Linked DNA regions of Homo sapiens: region 1 is linked to region 2. The links are chromatin contacts, found by Hi-C or POLR2A ChIA-PET in ENCODE. All regions are on one chromosome and are shown on one strand. The core of a region is the stretch at or near the end of the contact, and the rest is flanking DNA. Distances in the headings are between cores, read along the strand shown.

Evidence for each region. Hi-C counts contacts between places; a loop is a spot of excess contacts on that map. ChIA-PET counts read pairs that join two places held with the same protein, here RNA polymerase II (POLR2A). Pooled maps may share reads with other maps.
Region 1: a loop to region 2 is called in a pooled map, with 3 times the contacts of the local background. The contact joins two enhancer-like sites. A Hi-C loop is called at or near these places in 5 of 37 single-sample maps with no recorded cell type and 3 of 50 pooled maps. POLR2A ChIA-PET finds 5 or more read pairs at or near these places in 3 of 52 experiments (H1, OCI-LY7 and activated B cell).

Annotation. Positions count from the first base shown.
Region 1 is chr2:189,948,535-189,956,127 of GRCh38, forward strand. It overlaps a transcript of AKAP19 not described here. Among named protein-coding and RNA genes, the nearest start is that of MSTN, 110 kb to the right of the region's middle. RefSeq lists an enhancer at 4,616-4,685. Within about 2 kb of position 4,262, at least 3 of the 41 ENCODE cell types and tissues checked have a DNase peak (open chromatin) inside an H3K27ac peak, as active enhancers do.
Region 2 is chr2:189,873,826-189,881,265 of GRCh38, forward strand. PMS1 (PMS1 homolog 1, mismatch repair system component) reads left to right here. Exons shown (of 13, transcript NM_000534.5): 13 at 3,447-3,804. The coding sequence ends at 3,611. It also overlaps a transcript of AKAP19 not described here. Among named protein-coding and RNA genes, the nearest start is that of PMS1, 93 kb to the left of the region's middle. Within about 2 kb of position 1,251, at least 2 of the 41 ENCODE cell types and tissues checked have a DNase peak (open chromatin) inside an H3K27ac peak, as active enhancers do.

The DNA.
Region 1 (7,593 bases), core at 3,012-5,511, 78 kb after region 2:
TCTAGGCTCTATTTTTTAACAATGTATGTACATCCACCCCCATAAACATGGTAGGACCATGTCTGTCTATGTTACTACATTAAACTTATAGCGCCACTTTATCAATTGCCTTATGACTTTTTCTATTAGGGTCTTAATTTTTTAGCTTATTTTTAAGTGTTCTTTTATGTCAGACATACATAACATGTCAACATATATATAGCGTATACATAACAAAGTCCTGTGACACTTATTTGTGGTACTTTTTTCCTGTCATACAAATTTTCAATTTTTATTTAGTAAAATCATTTTTTTTTCTTATTTATATGTTTTGGTATTCAGCTTAGAAAGACCTTTCACCTCAAGATTATGTAGGTATTTAAACTTTTTTTTTTAAGTTCTTTTGTGATTTTTGTTTTGTTTTTCTAGTTCTTATGTGGTTTTATTTTACATTTAACTCTTAATCCTTTGCTAAACGCTTAAAGTACTTTGAAGGCCTAATCTAGGAAGTAGGAAAATACAGTTGTCCCTCAGTATTCACAATGAGGATTGGTTCCAGGGCATCCCCCACCTCCCAGCAGACAGCAAAATCTTTGCATACTCAAGTCCCACAATCCTGTGAAAACCAAGTATACAAAAAGCCGGCCCTCAGTATCTGCGGGTTTCACATCAGACAAATACCTCATTTTCCATCTGCCTTCAGTTGCAGATGCAGAACCCGTAGATGTGGAGTGCTGACTGTTTTTATTGAGAAAAAAAGCCGGGCGCGATGGCTCACACCTGTAATCCCAGCACTTTGGGAGGCCAAGGCGAGTGGATCACGAGGTCAGGAGTTCAAAACTAGCCTGACCAAGATGGTGAAACCTCATCTCTATTAGCCAGGCACAGTGGCGGGCACCTGTAATCCAAGCTACTCAGGAGGCTGAGGTTACAGTGAGCTGGGATCAGGCTACTGCACTCCAGCCTGGGTGACAGAGTCTCTGTCTCAAAAAAAGAAAAAAAAAAAGGAAAAAAGAAATCCAGATATAAGTGGATCTACACAGTTCAAATCTGTGTTATTCAAGGGTCAATTATGTATGCATAGGTAAACCCAATAGTTGTTACCTACTTTTTCTTTCTTTTTTTTTTTTTTTTTTTTTAGAGATGAGTCTCACTCTCACCAGGCTGGAGTGCAGTGGCACAATCTCGGCTCACTGCAACCTCCGCCTCCCGGGTTAAAGTGATTCTCCTGCCTCAGCCTCACGAGTAGCTGGGACTACAGGTGCATGCCACCATGCCCAACCAATTTTTGTACTTTTAGTAGAGATGGGGTTTCACCATGTTGTCCAGGATGGTGTCAATCTCTTGACCTCGTGATCTACCTGCCTCGACCTCCCAAAGTGCTGGGATTACAGACGTGAGCCACCACGCCTGGCCTGTTACCTACTTTTAAGTGTCCTGAAATGTAACTCTTCCAAGGTTTGAAAGTCTAAAGTTACAGAATCAATCATGTTATCTTAGTTTTTTGGTTTTGGGTTTTTTTTTTTTTTTTTGAGATGAAGTCTCGCTCTTGTCCCCAGGCTGGAGTGCAATGGCAAGATCTCAGCTCACTGCAACTTCCATCTCCCAGATTCAAGTGATTCTCCTGCCTCAGCATCCCAAGTAGCTGGGATTACAGGTGCCTGCCATGATGCCCGGCTAATTTTTGTATTTTTAGTAGAGATGGGGTTTCACCATGTTGGCCAGGCTGGTCTCGAACTCCTAACCTCAGATGATCCGCCTGCCTCAGCCTCCCAAAGTGCTGGGAGTACAGGCGTGAGCCATGGCGCCCAGCCTTTTTTGTTTTTTTTTTTTGTTTTTTTTTTTAAGGTTAGGTAATGAACCTTAGGTGCAGTAGTGAACATGGGAGCAAGAGAAGAATAAGGAGTTCAATCTGTTAACTGATTGTGAAGAGTCAATTAGGATTAGGATAAGTCTCTACCTTCAGACCAGGCTTATCTTAGTCTTTAGTGTCACCTTTGCTGAAAGTAAGAGAGGGGCTAATGGTAGAAAGCCTTCAGGGTCTGAAAAAGATTAAGGAAGACCACCAAAGAGCAACAATTTACATCTTAATTATTACTTTTAAAAGCTAGCCTTTGTTTATATTTTCTAAAGTCATCACACTACATAAACAAATATTCCAAGACATGTAGATATGAGAGATAAGTATATTGCCTATGTATATAAATACATAGAGTTCTCCTCTATTTTACATTACTTTTCTTCCCACTAATGACTTAAGTTCCCCCAAAGACTTTACATCTTGTCCTGCCATTGAGAAAAGGATTGAGATCTCAACTATTTCCTCCTGTTAACTAGGTCCCTTCTTGGTTTAGGGCTGCCCACTTACCAACCTTTGCCATTTGGCTCTCTATCCCTGTTATTAGAATAAATCCCTGGCTAGTGTACTGACTTAATTTTCAACTTTCTTTCATGCCTGGAGGGTTGGGGTGGGGGTAGTAGCAGAATATGGGGAATTTTTCTGGATCGTTTCTGCACTTTCCTGGAGATAAGGGAAGTTTTGGGGTTGGGTTTGGAGGTATTACCTCAGACCTCTTCCACCATTCTGTTGTGACAATCAAATCAGACTTCCTAGTACCAGTATTAGGTTTTTTCCCTCTACTTCAATAGAAGAAACCTTAGTTTAGTTCTCTGAATCCTCCTTTTTTTTTTTTTTTTTTTTTTTTTGAGACAGAGTCTTGCATCTTCCCCCAGGCTGGAGTGCAATGATGCGATCTTGGCTCACTGCAACCTCCACCTCCCAGGTTCAAGCAATACTCCTGCCTCAGCCTCCCAAGTAGCTGGGATTACAGGCATGTGCCAGCGCACCCGGCTAATTTTTGTATTTTTGGTAGAGACGGGGTTTCACCATGTTGGCCAGGGCTGGTCTCGAACTCCTGACACCAAGTAATCCGCCCACCTTGGCCTTCCAAAGTGCTGGGATTATAGATGTAAGCCACTGCGCCCAGCTGAATCTTCCTCTTCAGTATCTTTGTGGCACTGTTTTCTTCCCTTTCATCAGTTGGTAAATGCTTTAAGTACTTTGAAAGCCAAATCTAAAGCTTTCAAATAAGGAAGTAGAGGTATGGGTCAACACAATAGCCATTACCTATTTTCATTGTCCTAAAAATATTTCTTCACTCTTCCAATACCTAAAAGTCTAAAGTTAGAGAATCATTTAGCTCATCTTCGTTTTAGAATAGCATTTGCTGAAGGCAAGTATAGGAGATCAGAATATGCCACCCCAAAATATGTCACTCTGGCATAAGAATTATTTTGAGCTGAAGGCACTCGAGAAATAGCAAATGCAGGAAGAACTCTGTGACCTCTCAAATGTTCTTATCTAAAAGCAGGTTATAAAATTTCCCATGAGAAAAGTGTTCTTCCTGAACCAGGAATAGAAGAACATTCTTAACACTGGAGACTGGGAGTTACTGCCAAAAGAGAACTAAACAAACAAACTACACAAACTGAAAACAATCCTTATCTTCCACTGGTTTCCCCCATATATTTCCTGGTCACTGCCTCACAATGTACTGCCCCTAGCCTAATACCCTTTGTCTTGTATCCTCACAATTTATCATTCTTTGTTTTAAAAGGTATACACACTTTTGAGCCTAACTGCTTTTTCAGACATTCATTTTCCTTATGAGGGCTCCCATGCATGTAAAAATATTAAATAAAACTTGTATGCTTTTTCCCTGTTACTCTGTCTTATGTTAGTTTAATTCTCAGGCCCAGCCACAGAACCTAAGAGGGTAGAAGAAAGTTTTTCCTCCCCTATACAAGAAAGGGGCTTATTTCGTCTCCTGCCTTAAGCTGGTCAATGGTACTTCACACAGCTTGAGCTTCCAGTCTTCCAAACCAGACCTTTTTGGAACTGAAACAAAATCATATCATTTTTTTTTTCTCCTTGAATGAGTACCTAGATCTTAGAAATAGAAGTCATATTATGAAGATCTTATTTTGGAATTCTAAGCAAGAATTTAGCTCTTTTATTTTAGGTTTTATCTGTTCTCCTATATGAGAACAATATTTATAAATTAGGAGAAATGGTAAAAGAAAGTTAACAATGGGGAGTAAAAAGATCAACGTTTCAATATCTAAAAATATTCTGTTACAGTTGCTTTTATGATCATTTTGAAACAGGATACTTCTACTGCACTTACTGTGTGCAACTGTAGGAGAATTACATGTGACGTATCCTTTTAAGAACTTCTACTTATTTTTTGATCACATCTTCGATAACTTTGAATGTATAGTCTGAGGGTGTTTCCTTTTTATTTTGGCTATTTAATGAATTGGTTCTTATATAACTATAATGATCATGAATCTTCTTTGTAAATAAGTTACTTTCAGTTACACTCATTTAGGACTTGAAAATTGCAGACTGTAGTGATGGAAAGGGGGAAGTGAGAACTAGAGTTAAACAAAACAGAACAAGATTATGGTAATATCAACAGAAATTAAAAATAGGAGGTCAGGTGGCTTTTGTTATCTATGCCAGTTGTAGGGATTGTGTCTTTTCTTGCTGGTTTAGTAATTTTGGTGCCTATTGTTAAATGTGATAACATCCCTGGCCAGATTTTTGTTCAGGGCCCACTTACAAGTCTGCAATAGGGAAAGTGGGGACAGGCTGCATCTAAAAGGGCTTTACTCAAGGCCTTGTCCGTCGAGTTCACTAATATAATCCGAATATGTAGTAGAGTGGTTGGCATATAGGTGCTCAAATAATGATAATAATAAGATTAATAATAAAATCAGCTGACAGTTATATGATTCTTAGTACATATTGAGCACTGTTATAAGACTTTTAGATATAGGCCGGGCATGGTGGCTCACACCTGTAATCCCAGCACTTTGGGAGGCCAAGATGGGCAGATCACCTAGGTCAGGAGTTTGAGACCAGCCTGGCCAACATGGTGAAACCCTGTCTCTGCTGAAAATACAAAATTAGCCAGGCATGGTGGTGCATGCCTGTAATCCCAGCTACTCAGGAGGCTGAGGCAGGAGAATCTCTTGAACCTTGGAGGCGGAAGTTGCAGTGAGCCCAGATTGCACCATTGCACTCCAGCCTGGGTGACAAGAGTGAAACTCCATCTCAAAAAAAAAAAAAAAAAAAAAAAAACAAAGACTTTTAGATATATTGATTCATTCATTTCTCCCAACAATCTATGAGGTGATATTGTTAGTACAGTATCAATATCACCTCATTTTTACAGATGAGGAAATTGATGCACGTAAGTTAAGTGATTTTCCCAAGTTCTAATGGCTAACAGCTGGTAGAACCAAGATACAAACTTAAGCTGTCTGGCATTGGAGTCCACCTCTTAACCACTAAGCTGCATCTTTTGTTTGTTTATTGTTTATGATATTGATTGAATGAATGAATGAAGCCTGCAAGGGTATTGCCAACATGAAAACATTGTCAGAGAGAAAAGAAGTCAAGCTGATAGTTGAAAGAGATGAGGATGTATGTTGAGCCAGACAGGTCAAGTGAAGATGTAGTAGTAAAATGAACATCAAGGTTGGGGAATCCCTGTCAGTGGGAAGGCAAGAGAAGGAGAAAGAGAAGGAAAGAGATACAATCCAGATCAGGTATTTCTCAAAGAAACATTCCGCAAGTCTTTTTTCTTACCCTGTTGGTATAAACAAGTGGCACACCTACTTTATCAGATTATAAGAAAACAGCTATTTTCTCATAAGAAAATTGTTTAATGCATCCACATCCTTACACAATAGATTCTAAGTGGCATTATGATAAATTTGCATATGTACACACACTGTTTACTTAAATTTATGGTAACTATATTTTGCAAATGAAAAGATCAGAACATATGATAAGATCAGAACATATGATAAGATCAGAACATGTGATATGACCAAACTTCTTCTGGTTTGGTGACATGTTTATATAAGAAGTCTTACAAATACATACACATTAATATGCCTAGTGTTCCATTAATGGAATGCTAAGCATGTGGGAGTCATTTATATCCTACTGCTCAAGGTCATCACCAAGGTCTGACTGTAAAAATTCAAAAAATTGCAACCTCAGGCATAAATGGGTTAAATCACATTATGTTTGAATGTTATATATATTTAAAACTATGTTACAACTAACACATTTTTGCATCATTTTTATCATAAGTGACTAATTTTTTCCCAACATTTGTTGGCATATGTCAGAGTAATTTATTTGGAACACTGCAGTTTTATTGACCATCAGTGACTTTTCTGATATTCATTTATCAGCAAAAATGATCTCTGCATCCTTGCTCAGAATTAGACCAGGCAGTTGTACATTTTTGCATACTACTGATGTTTAAATTACCACAATATTTACATGCCCAATATCTTTGACCTCTAAAAAGTTTATCTTTAAACTATTCAGTTAGCAAATTCTTTTTTAAAAAAATATTTTTTATTTATGGACTTAGGGGTACAAGTACAGTGGTGTTACATGGATATATTGCATAGTGGTGAATGCTGGGCTTTTAGTGTACTCATCACCCAAATAGTGTACATTGTACTCCATAGGATCATGTTTCATCTGTACCTGCCTCCCACCCTCCCACCTTTTGGAGTCTCCAGTGTTCATTATTTACTCTGTATGTCTGCATGTACCCGTTGTTTAGCTTCCACTTATAAGTGAGAACATGTGGTTTTTAACTTCCTGAGTCATTTCACCAAGGATAATGGCCTCTAGTTGCATCTGTGTTTCTGTAAAAGACGTTCTTTCTTTCTTGTTTCGTATTTTGTTTTTGTTTTTTGTTTTTTTTGCTAGTATTCTATGGTATATATGTATACCATACTTTTAAAATCCAGTTATCCATTGATGGACACTTAACTTGATTCCACGACTTTGCTATTGTGAATAGGGCTGTGATAAACATACAAGTACAGATTTTTTTGATACAATGATGTCTTTTTCTTTGGGTAGGTACCCAGTAGTGGAATTGCTGGGTCAAATGGTAGCTGTATTTTTAGTTCTTTGAGAAATCTCCATACTGTTTTCCATAGAGGTTGTACTAATTTACATTTCCACCAGCAGTATATAAGTGTTTCTTTTCTCTGCATCCTCACCAATGTTTACTGTTTTTTGACTTTTTAATAACCGCCATTCTGACTGGTGTAAGATGATATTTTATTGTGGTTTTAATTTGCATTTCTCTGATGATTAGTGATATTGAGCGAGCAAATTCTTATTGGGATGTAATTTAAGAACACAAAATTTACCATAAACACCATCATGTGACAAAGTGGGAAGAGAAGTTTCAAAAAAGATTTGTATTTTTGCTAAGTCATCTCACTCAGGGTTGTTTAAAAACCAAATCCAATATAAATATCTTAAAAGTTAAGATAACTCAGAAAATTAACATAAAACTGATCTAAGTCACAGTGAATATTATTGTTTAGCCATTTGTTTTTTCTGGGTTTTTTTGCCTTCACCAAAAATTGTAAGTTTTATGTTCTAAATTTGGGTGTAAGAACAGATATTCGCATATGCTTCTCTATTTTGGAAATAACAGGATCCACAGTTTATTTAAAGATTATCAAAAAATATTTAAGAACAATGGGTCATTTTCAAATGAT
Region 2 (7,440 bases), core at 1-2,500:
ACAAACCCTATTGTGAACTGTGTATGCGAGGGATCGAGGTTGTGCACTTCTTGTGGAACAATTTCCTGAAACCATCCCCACCCGCCAACTGGAAAAACTCTTCCACAAAACCGGTCCCTGGTGCCAAAAAGCTTGGGGACTGCTGCTGATTCTATATATAGAGGTATTATAGATTGGCCAGACTTTAAGATACTTATTTCTTAAAATAGTAAATTATTTCCAAATAGTAGAATATTATCTGTAAGTTTTATTATGTATTTGCAAGAAGAACACTATTAAAAAAAAAAAGAACACTCTATTAAGTTTCACATCATAGACTGACTGTGGTAAACTCTATCATGGATTCTTACCATAACATTTTCTTGGGTACATATTGAGGAAAGACTTTATAAATGAGATATTTTGCAGTGAAGTTCTTTTTTAAAAACATTTCATAAATAATCCCCTCAGAAGGGGTTTAAACTAATGCTACCTTTATATTACATACTTGTCTAAAAAGTATTGTAATATAATTCTAAGTCCTGATCTCATCAAGAGGAGTAGAAGGGAAGGAAAGTGAAAGATGGGAATCTTTGAATAAGCGGAAATTTTCATTTTTGTGACAGTATTCACCACAAAAGAGAAATGTAAGAGTGGGTTAAAAGAAAAGGATTAAGGAAGGTTATAAACTTTAAAATATAAGATAGTAGCAGGAAAACAATAGTGTTTCCATCTATATATCTTGTTCTAGATATCCCTCAAGATTGGTATTATTTAAAAAACAAACCTGAACTCTAATGAAGTTTTTCTCCCTTTTTAAAAATGAGCCATTTTTGTTTACAGTTGGTAGTGTGCCTGCTGTATTCTGAAGGTCGGACTTCCTTAACAGGAAAGTCTGCTTGTTAAACCTTCTGAAGAATGTATTCAGTAATGTTCTGTGAATCCTTTAGGAACTTTGTCATGTGGAAATTCCCAGCCTATTGTGCGGGTAGCTTAACATTGATAGTTTCTAGAGACTTCAAGGGAATATTTTCTTGTGAAAGAGTTAGTATGAACTTAAAGGTTGAGGGAGCTGTGGGTTGGAAGAACCATGTGGGGAGAAATAAGAGTTCAGAAATAACAGGAATAAAGTAAATTGGGACTGGTTTTAAATATTTTTTTGCTAATACTTTACCTTTCAGTATGTTAAGGTAATAGTGGTATAAGTGTTAAGAAAAATGGGCTAGGAAAAAAAAAGAGAGAACTTAAACCACGGGGATGCTTCCATTTAAGGTCAATAAGATGAATCAGAGAGAAAGGAAAGTGAAAGGAGAACCAAGAGAGGGGTGGATGTAAAAGTCAAGGAAGGAAGTAAATTTAAGAATAAGTAGTATCATGTTCTGTATAGGGTAATAATTGCTAGAAGACTATCAGATATGGCTACTAGATGACATTGGTAACCTTGAAGAGAATCGTAATGGCAAAGTACAATTGTCCTTGTATATACTCAGTGGATTGGTTCCAGCACCACCTGTGGATACTAAAATCCAGGCATGCTTAAGTCCTGCAGTCAGCCCTCCAGAACCCACATATATGAAAAGTTGGCCCTCCGTATATATGGATTTCGCATCCCATGGTACTGTATTTTCTATCACAGTTGGGGTCGGAAAAACATCCATGTATAAGTGGACCCACACAGTTAAAACCAGTGTTGTTCAAGGGTCTGCTGTGGTAGGAATAGACGACATTTGCCAGTAGTTAAAGAGTGTAGTAGTGGAAAAGTAGGCAGCAAGTCGTATGATAGTGAATAGTGAAAGGAAGGAAAGAGTATGTTAAACATGTCTGTGTTGAACTGGTGGAAGACTGACAATAAAAAATTGCAGAGGAGGCCAGGCTTACTGGCTCATGCCTGTAATCCCAGCACTTTGGGAGGCTGAGGTGAGTGAATCACCTGAGATCAGGAGTTTGAGACTAGCCTGGCCAACATGGTGAAGTCCCGTCTCTACCAAAAATACAAAATTTAGCCAGGTGTGGTGGTGCGCACCTGTAATCCCAGCTACTCAGGAGGCTGAGTGAGGCAGGAGAACTGCTTGAACCCAGGAGGTGGAAGTTGGAGTGAGCTGAGGACGCACACTGCACTCCAGCCTGGGCGATAGAGCTAGACTCTGTCTCAAAAAAAAAAAAAAAAAAAAAAAAATTGCAGGGGAAATGTTCCCCAAAAGGCAAGAGGGAAGATAGGATATGAATTTAAGGTTTAGAAAGAAGAAACTGAATCAAGAGCAGAAAACAGAAAAGGGGAAAAATGAAAATAATATTTTTACGTAAACTTTAAAAAAAAATTTCTTAATCATTAGAACCTGTGAAATTTTAGGGGAACTTGAGAGAAGTCATGTTGATATATGTGGTGAAAGAGTAGAAGTTACCTGCTGAGAGTGGAGGGGTTGTGGGAAGGAGTTGGTAATTTTAGTACAGTAACAAAGATCTGAAAATAAGAGCTGTAGGTACTATAAGAGAAGGTTAATTAGAGAGGAATAAGAAGATTTCCAGGTGTCACTGAGGGATCTTAAGAGTTAACATTTGTATTGGATCCAGCCAGGACAGTTTTATGACTCAACGATGCTCAGTAGAATTTGTCCAAGGGTAAATCAAAACACCAATTCCTCACCCTGTCCTAGAGGGTGATCTGGCCTCTGCCTAATTTCCTTTTCTTGTTCCTCTTTTTTTTAACAACTATGATGCACCCACACTGAACATTTAGTTCTTTCTCTTCTGTCTGCGTGAGATGCTTTTCTTTGCCCATGATCTTTCCATTAAGGTTTCTTATTTATTAATTTTTATTTATTTATTTTGAGACAAGGTCTTGCTCAAAAGCTGGAGGGCAGTGGCATGATCACAGCTCACTGCAGTCTTGACCTTCAGGCTCAAGTGATCCTCCTGCCTCGGCCTCCCATGTAGCTGGGACTACAGGCATGCCCCACCGTGCCCACTTTTTTTTTTTTTTTTTTTTTTGTGGAGACTGGGTCTCACTGTGTTGCCCAGGCTGGTCTCGAACTCCTGGCCTCAAGCAGTTCTCCTGCCTTGTCTCCCAAAGTGTTGAGATTACAGGCCTGAGCCACTGCACCCAGCCTGGTTCCTTATTTAAATTCAAGCTTAAAGTCATCTCCTCAAGTAATCTTTTTCCAACTCTACAATCACTCTATCATGTGGCCCAGTTTAATTTTACGCATTATTTATTGACTAAAATGTTCTGTCTTTTGTCTGTTTTCTGTTTCTCTGCACTAGAATGTAAATTGCACAAGAGCAAGTCTTGTTTTTTGGTTCACCACTACATCCCGAGAGCTGACAACATAGTTGATACTTAATAAATATTTGTTGAGTGAATTCATAAAATGAAAATAATCAAGATTCTGTCTTCCTTTTTGCCAGGATAACATGTTTTCAGCTTCAGGGTATATCATGGTAAAATGTGTGACTTTCCCTTTGGACAGGGAGAAGCAGTGCGTCTATCCAGACAATTACCCATGTACTTATCAAAAGAGGACATCCAAGACATTATCTACAGAATGAAGCACCAGTTTGGAAATGAAATTAAAGAGTGTGTTCATGGTCGCCCATTTTTTCATCATTTAACCTATCTTCCAGAAACTACATGATTAAATATGTTTAAGAAGATTAGTTACCATTGAAATTGGTTCTGTCATAAAACAGCATGAGTCTGGTTTTAAATTATCTTTGTATTATGTGTCACATGGTTATTTTTTAAATGAGGATTCACTGACTTGTTTTTATATTGAAAAAAGTTCCACGTATTGTAGAAAACGTAAATAAACTAATATAGACTATTCATTTGATTCTCAAGAACCAACCATCATCATAATTATGAGTTGTAGGCTCAAAATTGGAAAATAGGTAGTATTTTTGGGTGGTTATTTACTAGGTCCTCTGTGCAGGGAGAAATCAAACATCACACATACTGGCATATCTGACAAACAGTGTCAATATTTTTTAAAGTACAATGGAGAGTCAGAGTGGGAGAAAATGAGAAAACGAAGTTTAGAGGAAGAAGAAAACCAGAAATCCTTCCTTTAACTTCAATTTAGGGGGTAACAGATTAGATGTTGCTGTCTCTTTATTATATGGTAATTATTGGATTTGGGGGTCAACTTTTGTTGGAATACATGGGAAGACCTAGATTTTTAACAGAAAACTTAGGGGAATTTTTTTTTTTTTAAGACTCTCGCTCTTGTCACCCAGGCTGGAGTGCAATGGCACAGTCTTGGCTCACTGCAACCTCCACTTCCCAGGTTCAAGCGATTCTCTTGCCTCAGCCTCCCGTAACTGGGATTACAGCCGTCCACCCCACACCTGGCTAATTTTTGTATTTTTAGTAGAGATGGGGTTTCACCATGTTGGCCAGGCTGGTCTCGAACTCCTGACCTCAGGTGATCCATCCACCTCAGCCTCCCAAAGTGCTGGGATTACAGGTATGAGCCGCCACACCGGGCCATTAGGTGAAAATTATCTATTGTACATATGCCCTTTCAAAAACCAGGTCCCACAGTGCACCAAAATACCTTTATAAAAAGTTGAAACATGATTTTTAATGAACATATTTGTTGTGTAAAATAAGACATGTTATTCTGGATACGATGTCCCCACACTCACACCATCTCCCATAACTCTCAAAGATCATCTTTAAATTCCTAAGATCCTTGTGTTAAGTACAAATTGTGAAACCTGGATTCTGCCTTTTCTTCTGCCAATATCATCCTATTTTGCATGACCCAAAATACTGCTTCCCCTGACTCTCCATTTCCCCTTTTATAAATGTGAGGTCCTGCTCTGGGAGAGCTTTCTGGGAGTAATCCTTTTAAATTAACTGGGTAAACTGAGGGAAGAGAGGCTCACAGAAGCTATCAAAGATGAAATTTGCATCATACATTTGCACTCACCGTAAGTAAAACTGTAGACTCATTTTTTAGCCAATATAGTCTGTACTGGTCTTACAACTATCTTGTAGATGAAGAAACTCATTTCTCACCAGTTATGAATTGTGTCAAAGCAGGTTGGTAGGAATGGCAGTAGGTATTTACCACTTATTTGCTAGACAGGTTAAGCACTTACCTTGGCTAATCTCATTTAATGTTCACAGCGAATTTAAATTTGTAGTTACTGTTGAGATTCTAATCCCAGAGCTCCTGTTCTTAACCACCATTATACTGCCTGCCATGAGAAATGGGCCCTAAAGAGTTATTTGGGTCAACTAAACATAGGTAGTTAGGGAGTATAAAACACTCCCTGACACCACTTTAACGAATGCTGGAGTAAATCAACTTTAGGATGCAACTTTTTTTTTGAGACAAGAGTCTCGCTTTGTCGCCCAAGCTAGAGTGCAGTGGGGCGTTGGCTTCCTGCAACCTCCGGCTCCCAGGTTCAAACGATTCTCCTGCCTCAGCCTCCCCCGAGTAGCTGGGATTACAGGCGCCCGCCACCCGCCACCACGTCCCGCTAAATTTTGTATTTTTTGGTAGAGACGGGGTTTCACCATGTTGGCCAGGCTGGTCTGGAGGTCCTGACCTCAAGCGATTGCCCCGCCTCAGCCTCCCAAAGTGCTGGGATTACCCACCGCGCCTGGCCGGCAACGTTTTCCTAACGGTGACTGGAGTAGCAGACTGGCGTGAACAGGAATGGGCTTCAGGTGAGGGTCTAGCGTTGCCCCACGGACCAATCCTGGTTGACGAGGCTAAGGGAAGCCTAGCAACCACGCAGAAGCCCGGCAATCTTCCGCAGCGCTCCCATCCTCCACAAGTCCTTACAACAGCCCCAGCACCACCCGCGGGACCAAATGCTGAAGCTGGGAGCGGCGACAGGGAAGCGCTGGCTCCCAGAATGGAGGTAACGGCTGCTGCGGCCTGGGAGGCTTACCCGGAATTAAGGGCGAGGCGAGGAGATCCGAAGGAAAAGGAAAGCTTCACCCCAAGTTACCCATTTGCCTCTTTAGGCTGGGTTGCCAGAGCCCTTGGCCTGGGAGAAGGACTTTTAAGGTATGAGTTCTAAAGTGCTCTTTACACCCAAGTATGTTGCTTAGGATCCCAGCCTTCGCTATAGCCACAGGGCTGACCCAAAACCCTACGGAAGTCAGACCTGCAGGCCCCTCTTGAACATGTTGCTGAGAAGGTAGCCATCTATGGTCTGGCCAGACCTAGGAGGTTTTAGATATTTAACTTATCGAAAAATGTTAGACCTGTATTCAGATGAACGGATTTTTGTTACTTTCATTGGCTACGTGATTCTCTGTGATTTTATCCAGATTTTGTGGCTCAGTTTGTAGGAATTGCAACCCAACCCAGCACAGCCCGCATTTCTCAACTAAAAGTGTAAATAGGAGCCACTTTTCCCTCTCCAAATTCTTACCTGTTTTATTTTCATCTTATGTTCTTATGTCTGCAAGCTTCCTCCAGCATTTTTTGGTGGTTTTTTTGAGGGCAGGAGGGAGCAGAAGCCACTAAATAAACTTGGGCTTGGGTCTACACTGAAAACCAAAAATAGATTTAACTTTTGCAAACCAAAAAGCATCTGAGATAGGTCTCAATAAATTTAGAAGTTTATTTTGTCAAAATTAAGGACATACCCGGGAGACAGGTCTGTATGCCTTTCTCCAAAGATGATTTTGAGAGCTATTTAATGGTGAAAGGCAGGCTGGAAGGGAAGGAGGGAGGATATGGTCACATTACTGAATCCACATGTTGCAAGAGAAAAGGAGCAGGTAAAGGAATAGTCAGTGTATTGTCTGACGCTCAGTAAATTCACACTTCACGTAAGATACTGTGAGATGTTTAACCTTTTATCTGTAGCTATCTGCTTAGGAACAAAGGAAGGGCAGTTTCTTGGATGACTCAGCTTTCAGCTTAATTTTTTCCTTTTGGCATAGTGAATTGGGTCCCAAGTTTTTATTTTTGTTTCACACTCTTTACAGTACCTAATTAATGCAAAGGAAATAATACATTTGGGGACCCCAAATGTTGATCACTAACTTAAACCAAAGTTACCAGGCAAATTAAAATACCAGTAATGATACTAAAATATTTAAATGACTAGACTTGTTCTTGGAGTGGAGCATTTCGGGCAAGCCAATGTTCATGGATTTATAGTGGCTAAAAATAATCTTGAGGTGAGCCAACTAATTTTACAGATGAGAAAATAGAAGGCCAAAGTGACATACGTGACATACATACATGACATACGTGAGCACACACAGCTAATCTAGTGCTCTACTAGTTCCACTTTAAATGTTTATATTACTGTAAACAAAGATAAGTACTGAAAAAAAACAAATTTTACTGCAAAGCCAAATGAAAAATGACTTGAGATTGTCACCTTTCTCCCTTTACAAACATAAATAATCAAGAGTTAACTGTTAACCTTGTGAAAGGAAAATAAATCTTGGGGCTCCTAAATCACTAAGCTAAAGGGAAAAGTCAA